Linked DNA regions of Homo sapiens: region 2 is linked to region 1. The links are chromatin contacts, found by Hi-C or POLR2A ChIA-PET in ENCODE. All regions are on one chromosome and are shown on one strand. The core of a region is the stretch at or near the end of the contact, and the rest is flanking DNA. Distances in the headings are between cores, read along the strand shown.

What was found. Hi-C counts contacts between places; a loop is a spot of excess contacts on that map. ChIA-PET counts read pairs that join two places held with the same protein, here RNA polymerase II (POLR2A). Pooled maps may share reads with other maps.
Region 2: a pooled map shows a loop between it and region 1 (2.2-fold over the local background). The contact joins the enhancer-like site here to the promoter of ESR2 in region 1. A Hi-C loop is called at or near these places in 1 of 50 pooled maps. POLR2A ChIA-PET finds 5 or more read pairs at or near these places in 3 of 52 experiments (CD4-positive, alpha-beta T cell, GM12878 and activated T-cell).

What each region holds. Positions count from the first base shown.
Region 1 is chr14:64,291,154-64,296,865 of GRCh38, reverse strand. ESR2 (estrogen receptor 2) reads left to right here and starts at 2,495. Exons shown (of 9, transcript NM_001437.3): 1 at 2,495-2,833.
Region 2 is chr14:64,442,051-64,447,762 of GRCh38, reverse strand. It overlaps MTHFD1 (methylenetetrahydrofolate dehydrogenase, cyclohydrolase and formyltetrahydrofolate synthetase 1), which reads right to left. Exons shown (of 28, transcript NM_005956.4): 20 at 5,598-5,709; 21 at 5,361-5,500; 22 at 3,029-3,070. Among named protein-coding and RNA genes, the nearest start is that of AKAP5, 21 kb to the left of the region's middle. RefSeq lists an enhancer at 2,126-2,175. Within about 2 kb of position 2,067, at least 14 of the 41 ENCODE cell types and tissues checked have a DNase peak (open chromatin) inside an H3K27ac peak, as active enhancers do; they include CD4-positive, alpha-beta T cell and GM12878, where a contact is called at or near this core.

The DNA of each region.
Region 1 (5,712 bases), core at 1,246-3,745:
GGTGAGTCAGAAGGAAACTTACTCACTCCCATTCATTTTCTGCTTATTATTTCCTGCAGTGAGGTTTCCTTGTATAATAAACAGCTTCTGTGGGTGTTTGAGCTGCTCTGAAAAGAGAACATGCTGTTCCTGTGTGTAGAATGCCTTCTGAAGGAAGCATCACAGTGAACACAGAGCAGAAGCTTGGCACACAGGTGGCAGAAGTTTGTCTGCAGTGTTCTGCATAGAGCAGAGAGTCAAGCCATTTTCATTCTGATTGATTGGAGGCATGGTATGGAGGTAAATGGGTCCTTGGCCTCTCTCCTGGATTCAAGTCCTTCTTAGCCACTGATAGGTCATGTGACCATAGGGAGGTTGTTTAACCTTCCTGAACATTCATTTTCTCAAGTATAAAATGGGGGTAATAGAATTTGCCTTATAGGCTTGCGTATAAAATAAGAATTATTGAGAGAAAGCGGGGCATAAATGTCCAATAAGCGGTAGCTGTCTATGAAGCCACTGTTGTTACTGGGTTCCTTTCTCACTAGGTGGCTTCAGGTAGCTGACAGAAGCTCTGTGAGCCTCAATTTCCTCACTGGAAAAGTGGAGTCAATATCTCACTGAGCTGGTGTGAGGATTAAATGAGATGCTGTGCAGGTGCTTAGCACAGCGTCAGGTATGATGTTAATATTGATAGATGCATTTTCTTCACCCTCACCTATCTTTTTCTGCCTGTTGGCTTATGGTTGAAATTCCTTCATGACGGTTTCCATTTCCAGAGATATCTTGTTAACAAGTATATACCACCAAATGAAGCTGATTTTTTTTTTTTTTTTTTTTTTTGAGACAGAGTCTCGCTCTGTCGCCCAGGCTGGAATGCAGTGGCGCGATCTTGGCTCACTGCAACCTCCGCCTCCCATGTTCAAGCGATTCTCCTGCCTCAGCCTCCTGAGTAGCTGGGATTACTGGCATGTGCCACCACGTCCAGCCAATTTTTGTATTTTTAGTAGAGACGAGGTTTCACCATGTTGGTCAGGCTGGTCTCAAACTCCTGACCTCGTGATCCACCTGCCTCGGCCTCCCAAAGTGCTGAGATTATAGGTGTGAGCCACCATGCCTGGCCATGAAGCTGATTTTTTTAAACCATCATTTAACATTTTCTCCATAAGGTGGCAAGGAGGAAGAGCATATGGGGACTGGGTACTTTGAGAGACCCCAGGACAGGAGACAGGGAGGCTGAGATTGGCATGTTGTCTGCTGCAGTTATTTGCCAGCGACACACTCTTCCCGTCCAAACTAACTTCTCTGCCTCAAGGACAGGGAGACTCTGCCTTTCAACCTGAGAGAAACCAGGACTCTCAGCTTTAATGAAAATTGGACTTAGGGTGGGGCAGTGGAGACTTTTCACAGCTATTGTTTAGCTGATGAAGCAGATGCTTCTCCATCTTTGGAGCCTGTCTTCATTACCTGTGGACCTCATCTTTATCAACCCAGAGCACACTTGCGTCTCTCTATTTTGGCTAAACACCAAACAGCTGAGGCTGGTACTGTAAAACTTTCCCTCCAAATGCCCCCCCTCGTCTTCCTCTATTAGAGATCTGGATCACAACCCTCAAAAACCATGTCCCTTATGCCACCTGAGTAGATGGTTTGATGATTAATTAGGCACAGATGTGACACTGGGGGGTTCTCACAATGGCCTGTGGGTCACATGCTACTTTCCTTTTCATTTTCATCAGCAACAGCTGCCTTAAAGCCAGTTAAGACTGTGGTCCTAGTCTCGCACCCTGGGGCTCCTGCTGGGGTGGGTGAGGGGAACACCCCATTAAGCTGGGGGAACTGGGGCTGCCACCAGGGGGCGCGAGGGGCCTTCGCCCGAGAAGAGGGGTGGGCAGGTGCCTCCAGCGGAGAAGGGCGCCGTGGCCGGAGGCACAGGTCTCCCCGGTGCCACTTCAAGTGAGTTCGAGGAAGTACCTGGGATCTTTGATCTAACGCGAAAGGCCTTCCCAGTGACCTCTTGAGAGCTGAGAACCCACTCCCTCCACCTCTAGTCCACGGCTTTGCCACTCCAGGGCCCGAGGTTACGTTTGCTGCTGGGGATTTGACAAACCCAAAGCCTCTCTGGTTTCACCACTGGCTCCTTAGAATCAGACATCTGTTCTGAATGACACTTATGTGAGTCAGGGGCTGAGGACGTGATCCTCGAAGTGTGGTCCCCAGACTGGCTGTATCAGTGTCGGCATCCCCCAGGACCTGGTTGGAAATGCATATTCTCAGGCCCTACTCCAGACCTCTTAAATCTGAGACTGGGGCTGCGGGGAGCGCCATCTGTGCGCCACTATCCTTGTGGGTGGACCAGGAGTCGGTTCGAGGGTGCTCCCACTTAGAGGTCACGCGCGGCGTCGGGCGTTCCTGAGACCGTCGGGCTCCCTGGCTCGGTCACGTGGGCTCAGGCACTACTCCCCTCTACCCTCCTCTCGGTCTTTAAAAGGAAGAAGGGGCTTATCGTTAAGTCGCTTGTGATCTTTTCAGTTTCTCCAGCTGCTGGCTTTTTGGACACCCACTCCCCCGCCAGGAGGCAGTTGCAAGCGCGGAGGCTGCGAGAAATAACTGCCTCTTGAAACTTGCAGGGCGAAGAGCAGGCGGCGAGCGCTGGGCCGGGGAGGGACCACCCGAGCTGCGACGGGCTCTGGGGCTGCGGGGCAGGGCTGGCGCCCGGAGCCTGAGCTGCAGGAGGTGCGCTCGCTTTCCTCAACAGGTGGCGGCGGGGCGCGCGCCGGGAGACCCCCCCTAATGCGGGAAAAGCACGTGTCCGCATTTTAGAGAAGGCAAGGCCGGTGTGTTTATCTGCAAGGTAAGCGCCCCTTCGCTCGAGGTGTGGTTTAATTGTCTCATTTTGTTTGAAATCCTGCGGTGAGAAACCAGTCGTGTTGAGAACAATAAAAGACCAAAAAACGATCACCAAAACCAACTGTCCTGAAAGCTACTGGAAAGTTGGAAAATGCATGCTTTGATTAAATGTCTTCATTCAAGACACTGGCAAGTTAACTTATTTAGTTTGTGCCGTGAGCTCTGGGTTGATTGTGCTAATATGAATAACTGAAAAACATTTTATTTCCCTATGGTTTTCCTCGATGGACTTCCCCACTATGGGTGAAATGACAATGGAGTTGAATACACTTTCTGATTGAACTTTGAGGGCCTGGGAAGATGTACACGTCTCAGGCAAGATGATAGGGGTTTTAAAATGTATTAATTGGCATTCCTTAGCCATGTCAGCAAGCTGCGTTCCTCCTTTCCTGGGCAGACCAAGCTAAGCTCTAACTGGTCTCCTTTATTTGCTGAAGAGGAGTCCAACAACTGCCCTCTAACACCCTGCGTGTTATTCTTATTGGAAGGACAATATTAAGTCAAGTGAATGTCATTTTTGTGAAAAAACTTTGAGTGGACTTCTATTTAGGAAGATAAGGTTGATTTAATTTTACTCGCTGTTTAAAAAGCAGGATTGTGTTTTGGTGTGGTAGGCAACATTTTGGAGGACAGACTTTGCCTTATTTTGTTATATTTCTAGTATTTACATGGGCATTCCATTAGAAAGTTTTACTTTTGCTCTAAGTTTCGTAACTCGGTGTCTAGTGAGGGGAAACATGTTTGTAATTTAAAAAGTGAACATGTGAAAGGAAAGGCTTTTCTGAGAGTGTTGTAAAACAAATGTAACGTGACTATGAAAAGAACATGATTAACATCTTTGACTCCTATTTTTTCTGAAGAAAATGTATTTTGATATGAGTTCTAGAAGAAGGAAACTATAAGGATCTGTTCATCAACAGGCATTAGAGTATACACCGTAGGATTGCATTTTACGTTCAAGCATTTTTTTAGATGAATTTCTGAAACATTCTTATTTTAAAAGCCATCAGATGCTTGTTAACACTTAAGTCTTGCTCAAGACATAGAAGTTTCTGAAATCAATTAACATGTTTAGGACACATTTCGTAGTGTTCTGAGGGATGTGAATAAATCTAATCACAGTTTACATTTCTTAATGTATTTATAATTCAGAAAAGGTAGAATTTAGTAGTAAATTCAACTCATAACCATATAATTAACATTTAATAGATATTGATATGTTCACTTTTAAGAATAAGAAGGAAATTTTCTATAAGTGTATGTTGAACACATAATAATTCAAAATTCATGTGATAATTTTAGGTGATGCTTTGAGTCGTTTTATAGAATATAAATATGGATAAAATATAAAATACTGAAGGCTGAACTCAAAGTGTTTAATGATAAGTTTTTGATAATACATCTAGAAACCTTGAGAATTGTATGCTTGAACGTTAGATTTCATAATTCAGTGTCTAGCACATTGTTTTATATGCAATAGCACTTTAAAAAAATTAGGCTACAGCAGTATAATTTACATACAGTAAAATTTAGCCTCTGTAAATGTACCTCTATGAATTCTGACAGATGCACAGTCATGTAACCAGCACCGCACACATGACACAGAACAGTTCCATTACCCCAAAAGTCCCCTTTGTACCTCTACCTACCCCACTGCCCCTGAAAATCACTGATCAAAACTACATAATGATTATGTGGTTTTGCTCTTTAGTACGTTTTTACTTAGACATATTTTCCTTTACTTCTTTTGAAAGAAAAACCTGTTTTTCCCTTTTTATAGGATGAGTCAGTTTGTGCTATTTTTAATTCTAGTACCTTGGGATAAATCAAGGCAAAGACAATGCTATTTGCAAATGGGAAACTTGAGACTTGGACTAAGTGTTAAATTCATATAGGGCTAATAGATTTAGTTCTTAGCAGATTTAGATTCTATTGTGGTTTAAGCCTTTGGTTATGGCATATATCATTAGTTATCCTGAATTGAAATACAAGGCCATTAAAAGTTATTTATATCATATTAATAGAATGCATCATTCTTTTATAATCTTTGAATTTTAAAACTTCTTTATTAAAAAAAAAACTACTTTTCATTATACCTGAGATTAAGAAAGCTACCTGAAATTGCATATTATCAAATAGTGAGAAGCAAAACAGGGATTGAAAATGACAAATTGAAGACATTTAAAATGCAGAGTGATTACAATTGCTGAAGGTAAAATATTTATCTTCATAGGGGCTTAGGTCTGTGTCCAACTTATTTGTAGATGTCAGGATTTTTAAATTTCTGTGCTCATGTCTTGAAGTCTAGATTTTCCTGCAGGGTGGAGATGTATAACCTTTTGTAAACTAATATTTTTCACTGTTTAACACAGTATTCAATTCAGTATACAGTTAGGAGCCTGTTATTGGTAGGTACTGCTAACATATATATATATAAAATTGATGTCTTTTTCCTTTTTCCTTTGTTCTATGAAAAACAGCCTGTATTTTAAATATGTAACTTACCTTGCATACCCAGTTACAGTGGTAGTAACTAGGATATGCAGAGTGGCAAGTTTATGAGGAGCTAGCAAACTGGATAGTTGGCCTTCCTAGCTGGAATTATGACAGGTCTTGAAAATGAAGGGCTTTTAGTGGAGAATCTTTGTGTGGGTGTACTTGAGAGAGGGCAGGAGAGTTAGGGTGACCTAGAAAGATAGATTGCTGGACTTGTATATGTTTCCTCAAAGCCAGACTGCAGCATTTTGTTAGTAAATTGTTGTGTGTTCTACTGTCAAACCCAGGCCTGGAAGGGGAGTTGAGTGCATTCAGCCTAACTTCTGG
Region 2 (5,712 bases), core at 818-3,317, 150 kb before region 1:
TGGCTGGCACAGAAGAGGTATTCGTTATATGGCTGCCGTAAATACTGCCAGGAAATATGAAGTAAGCAGTGATGTTTTCAAAGGTTTTAATGAACTCGACCGTGAACGAGGGCAAGAAATAAGATAAATACTATCTTTAGGAATCAGGCCAGTGGCTGGGCCCAGTGGCTCACACTTGTAATCCCAGGACTTTGGGAGGCTGAGGCAGGAGAATCCACTTGAGCCCAGGAGTTTGAGACAAGCCTAGGAAACATAACAAGACCCCATCTCTACAACTGAGAAGTTAATTAAAAAAAAAAAAAAAAAAAGGGCCGGACCTGGTGGCTTATGCCTGTCATCCCAGCACTTTGGGGGGCCGAGGCAGGTGGATCACAAGGTCAAGAGATTAAGACTATACTGGCCAACATGGTGAAACCCCGTATCTATTAAAAATATAAAAATTAACTAGGTGTGGTGGCAGGAACCTGTAGTCCCAGCTGCTTGGGAGGCTGAGGGAGGAGAATCACTTGAACCCCAGAGGCGGAGGTTGCAGTGAGTTGAAATTGCACCACTGCACTCCAGCCTGGTGACAGAGCAAGACTCTGTCTCAAAAAAAAAAAAAAAAAAAAAAAAAGAACTGAGCTGGATGTGGTAGCTCACACCTGTAATCCCAGTACTTTGCGAGGCTGAGATCGGAGGATCACTTGCACCTAGGAGTTCGACAGCAGCCTGCCTGGGCAACATAGGGAGACCCCGTCTCTACAAAAAATTAAAAAATTAGCCTGGTGTGGTGGCGTGTTCCTGTTCTTCCAGCTAGTTGGGAGGTTGAAGCGGGGAGACTGCTTAAGCCCAAGAGTTAGAGGCTGCAGCTATGATCACGCCTCTGCAGTCCAGCCTAGGTGACAGAGTGAGACCCTGTCTGTAAAAAAAACCCCAAAAACCGGCTGGGCGTGGTGGCTCATGCCTGTAATCCCAGCACTTTGGGAGGCCGAGGCGGGTGGAACACGAGGTCAGGAGATCGAGACCATCCTGGCTAACACGGTGAAACCCCGTCTCAACTAAAAATACAAAAAAATTAGCCGGACATGATGGTGGGTGCTTGTAGTCGCAGCTTCTTGGGAGGCTGAGGCAGGAGAATGGTGTGAACCCAGGAGGCGGAGCTTGCAGTGAGCCGAGATCACACCACTGCACTCCAGCCTGGGTAATAGAGCCAGACTCCATCTCAAAACAAAACAAAACAAAAAAACCCACCAAAAACCAAGTACTACAAACTAAAGGGAAGCAATTAAGGAAATGTATCTTTAAGTATGTTTACTGCAGCCCTGCTTGTAGCATTGGAAAATTATAAACATAAACCTCCTCCAAGGGGGACTGGGCCAATGAATTATGACATATACACTCAATAAATATTTATCATGCAGATGTTATGAAAGTGAGACCCATCTGTGTTAACATGGAACCTGTCCAAGATGTACTAAAGGTGCAAAACCATGGAGAGCTTAATTATTCCATTTTAGGACAAACACAAAAATACATGTATATAATTCATGAAAAATTTTTAAATGTCGAGAAATATGCACCGAACTGTTAAGGGGACTCAACTCACATATATTACATTCTTATAATGTTTAATTATTATTTTTTACAAAGGGTATATTACTATTGTAGGCTTAACAATACATTAAATATTTTAAAAATAAAAGAGTCTTCTATAAAAATACATATACTGAATCATCGAGCAAAACCCAGCACTAATGTTTGTTGATCCCAAAAAAGCAGAAATAGGTAGGATAAAAGGTGGAAAACAACTAGGTTCATTATAAATGTGATTTATGCTTTTTTCCTTTAATAATTGAAAACTGAGATTATGATTTATTTGAGCTTCTAAAGAACACTGCTAATTCTTTACCTCTAGTCACATGAAAACCAATTAATATGTAACGCTGATCAAGAACAGTTTTAAATAAGTAGAATTTCTTAAATGAAGACACCAGCTGGGCCAGCTAGGGGCAGTCACTGTAATTAGACACAGGAAAGGCTGTGGGGTGGCAGGAGGGCCAGAACTGTGAATTCCCCTCCTACGCGTGAATCAGACAAATGACCATAAAAGGCAAACCATAACTCAGAAGACAGGCAGACTGAAGGTACCAGCAATTTTTTCTAGCCAGTTTTGAAATACTTCATTTGGGGCCTGAACAGTGACCCTGTATTGCTTGATAATTTAAAAGCCTTCCAAAAAGGCAGAAAAATTGAATTAGCAGTGACAGCAGGTGACCTTGCCACCTTATCTGATGGCCTGTCTTTCCTGTAACCACCCCAAACTGGCTTTAGAGATGTTTCTTTGATGGTAAATGACATAAATATGAAAAGATTTGAGCTCACAGTTGTTCTCTAGCCTCCTGTTTGATGCTATAAATATCCAGGAAGCTTTGTCTAGAAAAACAACCAGAATCCTGACCATATATCTTGGCCCGTTAATATGGATTTAAATCGGCAGAGGAGAAGCCATTTCAAAAAAGGTCTCTACTTGCTTCTGATCTGAATGGCATTTGGAACTTACCCAGCCAATGCAGGGAAGACAATGGAAGGGAACTGCTATTAGTCTAGGACAGGGTTTCTCAGCCTCACACTCCGACATTTGAGCTGGATAATGTTGTAGGGGCTGTCCTGTGCATTAAAGGATGTTTAGCCAGCATCCCCAGTTTCTACCCACTAGATTCCAGTAGCACTCCCCACCTCCAGTTGTAATAATAAAAAAAGTCTCTAGACATTGCCAAATGTCCCCGGGGTCAAAATCAGCTGTTGAGAATCAACCACTGGTCTAGGGCAGTGGCTTATTGACACCCTATGTGGGACAATTCTATTTTGTGAGGTACATCTTCCCTATCTACTCATTTAATATAACTCCTCAGCACACTGCAGGCCTTTTGGCACCCTGCACCCTGGGTCACAGCAATAACCCATTCATTTCCACATGGGCCAGGTGGAGAAATGCTGATTCAAGGTGTGGTGCTTTCTAGGACACGTGATGAGAAATAACTCAGGTTACCTCCTGTATGTAAGCCTTGGGAAGAGGCAGTCCAGCAGTGACCTGGAAGGAAAAGAAACAGAGTCAGAGGCATTTCCTATTTAAATCTCCTAGCTTAAAATGGTGCTTTTCATGTGTTAAAGGCAAGACGCTGCAATGCTTGCAGGCTGTACAGTAGTATAAGATTATTTCCTGCCCTAAGGACTTAGGGTATGTGACCAATCACACAGCACAGAACAAAATCGACTGCTTTGGGCAGCGTGGAAGACCTCTATGACCTGAATTAAGGAGGTGAGAAGGACCGGATCGATGGCAGGAGAGGTGGAAAGGGGTGTACCAAGCAGGTGCAGTGACTCGAGTGAAGGCCATAGCAGTGGGGTTGGAAGTCAAGGGGAGTGTGGGGAAAGAGGAAGCGGTCGGGCCTGCGGAAGTCACCCTGGGATGTCTGTCGATAGAGCCCGTGATGAGCCCTGCCATGGTTTCATGAACTGGTCCACAGTGCCAACCTAGCATTGGTGGAGCTGAACCGTGGTGCAGGGTCAATACAAACAAGAGGGAAAACAATACAGAAGGATTTTCTTTCTCTTTTGTAGAGTATATCTAAAGGATGGAGGTGTCTGGTGCCTCCCCGCCCCGCCCCCCAGCCCCCAGTCTTGATCTATGCCGTGGCTCAGCCCTGCTGCATCCACAGAAATGAGCAAATGGGTGAAGGTGTCCATTTCATGGGCCCCACCATGGGCAGTGGATAGTGATTAAGAAGCTCTGCCCTCTTCCATTGCAGTGAGACTATGTGCTCCAACTCCAGAAGGGGCTGTGTGGAGGCAGAGCAAGAAGCAAGGACCTTACAGGTAGCTTCCCGTCAGCAAGCTAATGAGAGCAGGAGGCCTACTCTCTTGACAGAGCCATATGTGCAAATGTTCCCCTCCATGCACAGCATTATGGGACATTATCCTGACTGTGAGGTCAGGAGGAAGCAAGGAAAGGAGGTGTGATGGTGTGAGGGTGAGTGAGGGGTGTAAGAGAGAGGAATGTTAGTTGTGACTGGGAAAAAAAAGGGAGTCTATCCTGTGCTACTAGCAGAAAGGAGTGTGCTGGGTTGGGAGTGCCTTTGGCACTCAGGGATAACTAAGACTGGATAGGGGTGCTGGGGTTGTTATGGCAGCATTCCCAGTGTGCTCCGGGGACCCAATCCTTTGAAGGGGTCCATGAAGTCAAAACTATTTCCATAAGATTCTGTAACATCTTATGGCCCTTTTACTCTCATTATCATTCTCTCATTGAGCATATAATGGACTTTTCCAAAGGTTATGAGACATGTGATGTCACAACAGATCAAGTGCTGTCTTCAATTAAGCCAGACCCAGAGAAGATCTGAAAAATGTACAATGCCTAAATTTTGCTGGGAAAAGATAATGCATTTTCATGTTTACAAAGTTCTTTATGTTTACATGTAACTCAGTTTTAATTTCTAATATGGTAAATATCAATAGCTATAACCCATATGAACAAAAACTCTTTTAGGCTCTCAATAACTGTCAAGAGTGTAAAGAGGTTCTGAGGCCAAAACAGAGAACTGCTACATTAGGACAAACCCTGACCAAAACAAATTTGATTTTTATCCTGTAGGCCAGGGAGTCCTTATTTCCTAAGTTATAATACAAGCTCCTGGTGGACAGGAATTTAATAGTTTTTCAAATGATTTCAGAAAACCTAGCACCATGTCTTTTCATGTAGGCCCTAAAGAAAAGGTGTTAAAATACTAGGATAAAAAGTAGTAGGAATTTCTAAGCAGTAGGAATTCAGAGAAATACAAAATTCAGGCTGGAGGTGAGGATGAGCCAGTCTCCACCTGTTTCTCTGTTACCCAGGGCAGCCCTGGGCAGATCTGCCATTCTCCTCTCCCCCACTCCCTCCCTAGGGTGTGGAGGCCCTGTCCAGCATGAACAGTATACTCAAGAAGGGGCTGACCTCTGTCTCAGCTAACTGGTTTGGTTGGCTGGTTGCCAGTGTCACTATACAGAGGGATGCAGATTTAAAAAGAACAGTCTGAACGTAAAACAGTTTTTTGTGGGGCTAGCCGAGTACACGTCCTTGGAGGGGTTTAGATATTGTCAGATGTCCTCCGAAAGGTAGGCCAGGCAGCCGATTTTGGCCCTCTTAAAATGCTGAGCGCTGACGGTGCCTGTGAGTGATAAGGCAGCCAACACAAGGGCTGTCTGCCCGTCCCTTGCTTTTGCTGCCTGTTAATCACGAGGATAAGAGCAACTCAATGAAGAAACAGGCAGAAGTCATCCAACTTCCTTTTGGCCGTCAGCACACTGCCGATAATCAGATACTTCAACCCACCACTCACCGTGGGGCCGCCCCCGTGCATCTTGAGAGCCCTGACAGTGGCAACAAGCACCACCACGTGGGGGCAGAGGCCGGAATACCGGCATTTGATGTTAAAAAACTTTTCCATTCCAATGTCTGCTCCAAATCCTGCTTCCGTCACTGTAAAGAGGAAAGCAACAGTAAAAATGCCATCCCAATTCCCCTGATGTTAAAAGAAACATACAGTCTATTCACTGGTTTTGCAAAAAACACTAACCTACAAACCCTTCTGGGCCAACAAGCTTGAGTGCGATCCGGTCTGCAATGATGGAGGAATTGCCATGTGCGATGTTGGCAAACGGGCCAGCATGGACAAACACTGGAGTGCCCTG